2 separate regions of the Homo sapiens genome follow, and region 1 is linked to region 2. A link is a contact called in ENCODE POLR2A ChIA-PET data. All regions are on one chromosome and are shown on one strand. Each heading gives the region's core, a stretch centred on a gene start or an enhancer-like site at or near the end of the contact. The rest is flanking DNA. Distances are from core to core; before and after follow the strand shown.

Evidence for each region. ChIA-PET counts read pairs that join two places held with the same protein, here RNA polymerase II (POLR2A).
Region 1: POLR2A ChIA-PET joins it to region 2 with 29 read pairs in activated T-cell. The contact joins two enhancer-like sites. POLR2A ChIA-PET finds 5 or more read pairs at or near these places in 2 of 52 experiments (WTC11 and activated T-cell).

The regions. Positions count from the first base shown.
Region 1 is chr20:53,892,287-53,895,672 of GRCh38, reverse strand. No RefSeq gene overlaps it. Among named protein-coding and RNA genes, the nearest start is that of BCAS1-AS1, 22 kb to the left of the region's middle. Within about 2 kb of position 1,837, at least 7 of the 41 ENCODE cell types and tissues checked have a DNase peak (open chromatin) inside an H3K27ac peak, as active enhancers do.
Region 2 is chr20:51,933,115-51,936,216 of GRCh38, reverse strand. No RefSeq gene overlaps it. Among named protein-coding and RNA genes, the nearest start is that of LINC01429, 72 kb to the right of the region's middle. Within about 2 kb of position 1,761, at least 2 of the 41 ENCODE cell types and tissues checked have a DNase peak (open chromatin) inside an H3K27ac peak, as active enhancers do.

The DNA.
Region 1 (3,386 bases), core at 588-3,087, 2.0 Mb before region 2:
AACGAATGAGCACCTTCCTGCCACAAAGTTAATTCCTTAGAAGGCTCACGTCATCTGAATTCCATCTTATAATAAAAAAGAAATCAAGCAAGGTAGGGCCAGGCAGGGGCTAAATAAGAGCCTGAGGCAGACAGATAAGTCTTCAGTTGCAGAGTTGAAACTGTCACCGGTGATGATATAAACAGTTGTACCATCTGTGTGATGCCTTTATCAGGTTGGGGGACAGGCTCTGGAACCAGACCCCTTAGGTTCCAATTCAGGTTCAGCACTTACTGGATGCAAGTTAATTAAAGGTTCTGTACCTCAACATCCTTATTTGTAAAATGGGAATAATACTAAGACTTCCATTATACGTCTATGATGAGGATGAGATGAGTTGATACAGAAAAAGTACTTCCAGGAGTCTCTGGCCCACGGCAAGCACCAGTAAGTAGCCTCTCCTCTTTATCCCCAGTGCATCTTCTTCATCGTTAGTTAATTCGGCTGCTCTCAGCCCCCATGAAGTGGCTAGCACAGAGAGGCAGGACTGCAGGATGTCAAGGCTTCATGTTCAGATGGTCTTGGGTTCGCACTCCTTGCAGTGACAAGCTGTGTGACAGAACAAAACTACCTCTTTGTGCCTCGGTGGCCTCATAGATACCACCTCAATAATACCACATCATTATGGAAACTTTATGAAGGCTATATTAACGAATGGGTGCAAAATGCTCAGCTCAGTCATTTCTCAATAATAATGACTCTTTTTATAAACATCCTCACTCTTTTTTTTTTTTTTTTTTTTGAGACAGGGTCTTGCTCTGTTGCCGAGGCTGGAGTGCAGTGGTGTGGTCACAGCTCACTGCAGTCTCAACTTCCTGGGCTCAAGTGATCTTCCTGCCTCAGCCTCCTCAATAGCTAAGACTACAGGCACACACCACCATGCCTGGCTAAATTTTTTGTAGAGATGGAGATCTTGATTTGTTGCCCAGGCTGATCTCAAACTCCTGGCCTCAAGAGATTCTCCCGCCTTGGCTTCCCAAAGTGCTGAGATTACAGGTGTGAGACACTGTGCACAGTGAAACAGCCCCATTCTAATGATGAGAAACTGAGAAGCAAAAAGGTTAAGGATTAAGAACCTAAAGATGCAGAAATCCAGCCAGCGTGTTGGCTCACGCCTTGTAGTCCCAGCTACTAGGGAGATTGAGGCAGGAAGATAGCTTGAGTGCAGGACATTCAGGCAGCAGTGCGCCATGATGGCACCATTGCACTCCAGCCTGGGTGACAGAGCCAGACCCCATTTCTAAAACAAAAAAAAAATCAAATAACTAAAGATACAGAATTTTCAGCTTTTTCTGCAAGAGTGGTGCACCCTGAAGTATGTTATACCAAACACTGGTGGGATACAGAAGGGTATTCAGAGAGCTATCGGCAACATTATGTATTACTTTTTTTTCTTTTTTTTTTTTTTGTGGTGGAGTCTCGCTCTGTTGCCCAGGCTGGAGTGCAGTGATGCGATCTTGGCTCACTGCAACCTCTGCCTCGTGGGTTCAAGCAATTCTTCTGCTTCAGCCTCCCGAGTAGCTGGGATTACAGACGCACGCCACCACGCCCGGCTAATTTTGGTATTTTTAGTAGAGACGAGGTTTCACCATGTTGGCCAGGCTGATCTCAAACTCCTGACTTCAGGTGATCCGCTCGCCTCGGCCTCCCAAAGTGCTGGGGTTACGGGCATGAGCCACTGCACCTGGCTGTATTACTTTTAATAGTTGTGTATTTTCATGAACACATATATACTTAAGGGTGGAGGGTGGGGTGGGGAGAGGATGGAAAAACTACCTATTCGTACTATACTTATTACCTGGGTGGCAAAATAATCTGTACACCAAAACCCCATGACACACAATTTACCTATATAACAAACCCGCACGTGTACCCCTGAACCTAAAAAAAAAGTTTAAAAAAAGCATTCTTTAAAAAAAAAAACGGTATGTATTTTTTTCACAGTTTCTATCTGTGGCAAGAAAATCAGCCTCCCATTTACCATAGTGACATAAAGTTTCCTTTTTATGTCAGTGTAGTCAATATCCAAATAATGAAAGAAAAATCTTAAGTCAACACTAAACAAGGCAGCAAGAGATATGGCAAAAATCATGAAGTTCATATGTGAGCAGCGGCATGAGAGACACTGTGGTAGACCACATCTGGTGATTCAAATCGCCCAGCAAGATGGTCAAGGGGCCCCTTCAAGGGTTGCAGACAGTGACAGTCTTGTGATTCACTCCCACGTTCTTCATAAGTGAATCTTTCCTTTCTCTGGGTACACATTGACCTATTCCTTCATGAATTTCTTAACCACAAATTAGAACCATGTTATGACCGTCTTGGTCTCCAATTTTTCATCTTTCCTAACTTCCCCCTTGATGTCATTAACTGGTGTGTGTGTGTGTGTGTGTGTGTGTGTGTGTGTGTGTGTAAAAGACAGAGAAAGAAAGGCTGAGGGAGAGAGGGAGAGATGCTTGTGAACAAAGACCATACATGCCTCTCTTGTTCACACCACCTGCTTCAATAATGGACATGTGGGAGTGGCTTAATAGTGATCGTTTACCGTGTGCTATGCATGCATGATTGTTTCTAATCCACCCAGCACTTGGCAAGGCAGATAGTATCACACTACGATTTTTACAAATGAGGAGGAACTTGAGGCTTACAGGGGTGAGGTGGACCCAAGTGGAAGCAGCTAATGTGACAATATTAGAAGTTGAACCTGGGTAGCCTAAACTTAGAGCCTAGATCTAAACCCTTACCCCATTGTCACCCACTTTAAAAGATGCCAGGGAGAGGAGGGGAGGGGAGGGGAAGGGAGAGGGGAGGGGAAGGGAGGGGGAGGAGAAGGGAGGGGAAGGGAGGGGGAGGAGAAGGGAGGGGAAGGGAGGGGAGGGGAGGGGAGGGGAGGGGAGGGAAAGAGAAGGGGAAAGGGAAAGGGGAGATAGAGGCAACAATATTATTTTTATTTTTTATTTTTTTGAGACAGAGTCTTGCCCTGTCACCCAGGCTGGAGTGCAGTGGCACAATCACAGCTCACTGCAACCTCTGCCTCCTGGGTTCAAGTGATTCTCCTGCCTCAGCCTCCCAAGTAGCTGGGATTACAGGTACCCACCACCATACCCAGCTAATTTTTGTATTTTTAGTAGAGATGAGATTTCACCATGTTGGCCAGGCTGGTCTTGAACTACTGACCTTAGGTGATCTGCCCACCTCAGCCTGCCAAAGTGCTGGGATTACAGGCATGAGCCACTGCGCCAGGCCAATAATATTGTTTTTAAGCTACCTAACTAAACTTCCATGTCTTGGGTTCTCTTTTGCACTAAGCATTGGACAGACATCATCTCTATTCCTCATCTAAAATC
Region 2 (3,102 bases), core at 512-3,011:
GCACTTTTGTTTTTTAATGTCCTTACACATAGATCTATGACATTTTATCTCTACATAACCTCTAAAAAAAAAACAATTAACACAGAAATACAAAGTAGAGAACATTCAAACCCATTGTGATGTTTGGGCTGTTTTCCCCAGGTTATTTTCTCTGTGTAGATGCTATTTTTTAAAACAACAATAAAGGATCTTCTAAGCTGGAAATTTTTTATTTTTTGAGATGAGGTCTTGCTATGTTGCCCAGACTGGCTTCCAACTTCTGGGCTAAAGCAATCCTCCCATCTCAGCCTCCTGAGTAGCTGAGGAATATAGCTACTGTGCCTGGCTAAAATTTGCTTTAAAAAAAAAATTGTGGGCCAGGTGCGGTGGTTCACGCCTGTAATCCCAGAACTTTGGGAGGCCGAGGCGGGTGGATCATGAGGTCAGGAGATCGAGACCATCCTGGCTAACACAGTGAAACTCCATCTCTACTAAAAATACAAAAAAAAAAAAAAATTAGTCGGGCGTGGTGTCGGGTGCCTGACACCCAGCTACTCGGGAGACTGAGGCAGGAGAATGGTGTGAACCCGGGAGACAGAGCTTGCAGTCAGCCGAGATAGCACCACTGCACCCCAGCCTGGGCAACAGAGCGAGACTCCGTCTCAAAAAAAAAAAAAAAATTGTGGAAGAGGCCAGGCGTAGTGGCTCATGCCTGTAATCTCAGCACTTTGGGAGGCCAAGGGAGGAGGGCTGCTTGAGGCCAGGAGTTCGAGACCACCTGGTCAACATAGCAAATCCCCGTCTCTATTTAAAAAAAAAATTGTGGAAATCTTTCTGTGTCAAAACATATTTAGATCTACCATATTGTCACTGTCTTTAGGACACTAAAACATCTGCACTGTAGCTATTGACTTCTCATGGAAGTCATCACCCAATTCATACCCAGCCTTTAAATTTCATTGAACAACGTGGTGGGCCCCAACTGTCAGAATTTCAGAACTTGAGCCTTGGCATTTTCTGGCACTCTGTGCCCAGGCCTCCTCCATGCCCTGCCCTGGGCATAAGGGAAAGCACTTGCTTCCCCTCAGAGTGGGCAGGACTTCCGGTCCCTCTTCCCATTGTCCTCCCAGGGTTCACTGCCCCCACACCTGCTTAAGCTTGAATCGCTGTTAACATTTACAAAACATTTTTATGAGACATCCACCTTAACAACTTCCAGCGAAATCATTGGGGGGTCGTTGGGGGTAGGGGGTGGGCTTCTGGCTCCCCTTCCCCCACTCCAGGGCAGCTCATTTCAGGTCTGATGTGAACGGTTCCATTTCTGCCTTTATGCATTGGCATAAACATTTCTTGCAGCCCATAAACACCTTGGCCATTTTACCAGTGTCGTGAAGGATGTTTATGACCCAAATATGAAAACTTTGTGAGAATTAACACTTAGGCAAACAGGCTGTGTTATTCTTGGAAAGAAATATCTTCTCAAAAAGACCCAAAGCAGGCAGGGGCTGCATGTGAAAATACACCCACGTCGGCACACTTAAGTATAAAACCCTGAAGATAGTCTATGATCCAAACTCTTTGCTGTTGCTCAGTAGCAAGGCGGTCCTGCAGTTTTTAATGGTGATCAGCTTCCTGTTTGAGTGTTTTTATAGCGTTATTATGTTGCAAAGTGAATGAGGCAAAATAAAATAGGAAAAGAGATGCTGGACCAGGAGGTTAATAAAAATCCGTGTTGTCACTCGACAGCCTCCCCATACAACTTCTTTTTCCATGCACCTCTGAGTCACTTTGTATTGACAGATGCCATTTGCTCATTTACGATGTGATAATAAAAACCTTCAGCCTTGTTCAATGTTATTCTTTTCCTCCCCTGACAGGAGGGAACCAAATGGTTTGTAGTCCGCTCAGCAGGCATTTTTTCATTAAAGATAATAACCTTGCAATGAACAACATTTAAAAGACATTTCAGAAAAGTAGCAGAATTTGGTCAGGGAGAGAAAGATCTATGGCGACATACTAACCACTCAGACCCAGAAACAGATCTGTAAAATGACCCAGGTTTTACACAATTAAAAAATATTTAGTAAGCATGGATGAATGCTCGACAAGTATGAACCTGAATGACAGTATGTGCAGAGAAAATCAAACATAAGGCTCTGCTCATTTTTGCAATTATGTTGTTTGCATAAAAAATGACATTTAAGCAATAACTGCCTGATATCAACTTTTAATTAATCCTATAGAATCTGATGCCAAAATATTTCCCTGAATTTCTGCCATTAATTTGTTTCTAGTATTTGACTCCGAAGATAATTTAAAACGAAGCCAGGAGGTTTCATAGCTTTTTATTCCAAAAAGCGACACTTTATTGATAGCAATCATTTTCAAAATTAATGGTTTTCCAATCGGGTAAGGTGGCTCACGCCTGTAATCCCAACACTTTGGGAGGAAGAGGTGAGCAGATTGCCTGAGCTCAGGTGTAGGAGACCAGCCTGGGCAACATGGTGAAATCCCATCTCTACTAAAATACAAAAAATAGAAATAAAAAATTAGCTGGGCACGGTGACACATGCCTGTAGTCCCAGCTACTCGACAGGCTGAAGCACAAGAATTACTTAAACCCAGGAGGCGGAGATTGCAGTGAGCCGACACTGCTACTGCACTCCAGCCTGGGCGACAGAGCGAGACTCTGTCTCCAAAAAAAAATAAAAAAGGTTTTCGGCCAGCAGAGCCATATGGCTTTTTTCTTAAAACATATATTATGAGTGCTTTTTGTCACTAGTTCAAATCATAGATTAATCGTACCCACTAGTTTCAAACAAAGCCATATTAGACAGTTGTGACTCAAATTGCTCCATTTCTATATGTGCCATAAACCATAAATTAGAATTGTTGGCAGTCGACAGATGTCTTTTGAAAGAATGTAGACAGATTGCTGTGTTTTAACATTAACTCTCTAGAGTCTAGACAGAAATTCCTTTATAACCACCAATTTTTGTGTATCCTTCCTGAAATGTTCTATATACAAATAAACCTACATAGTAAATACAAGTCACAGGCACAGCCTTGCTTGAAAAGCACAAATGTGATCAACCATATTCAACATATTCTGCCATTTATTGG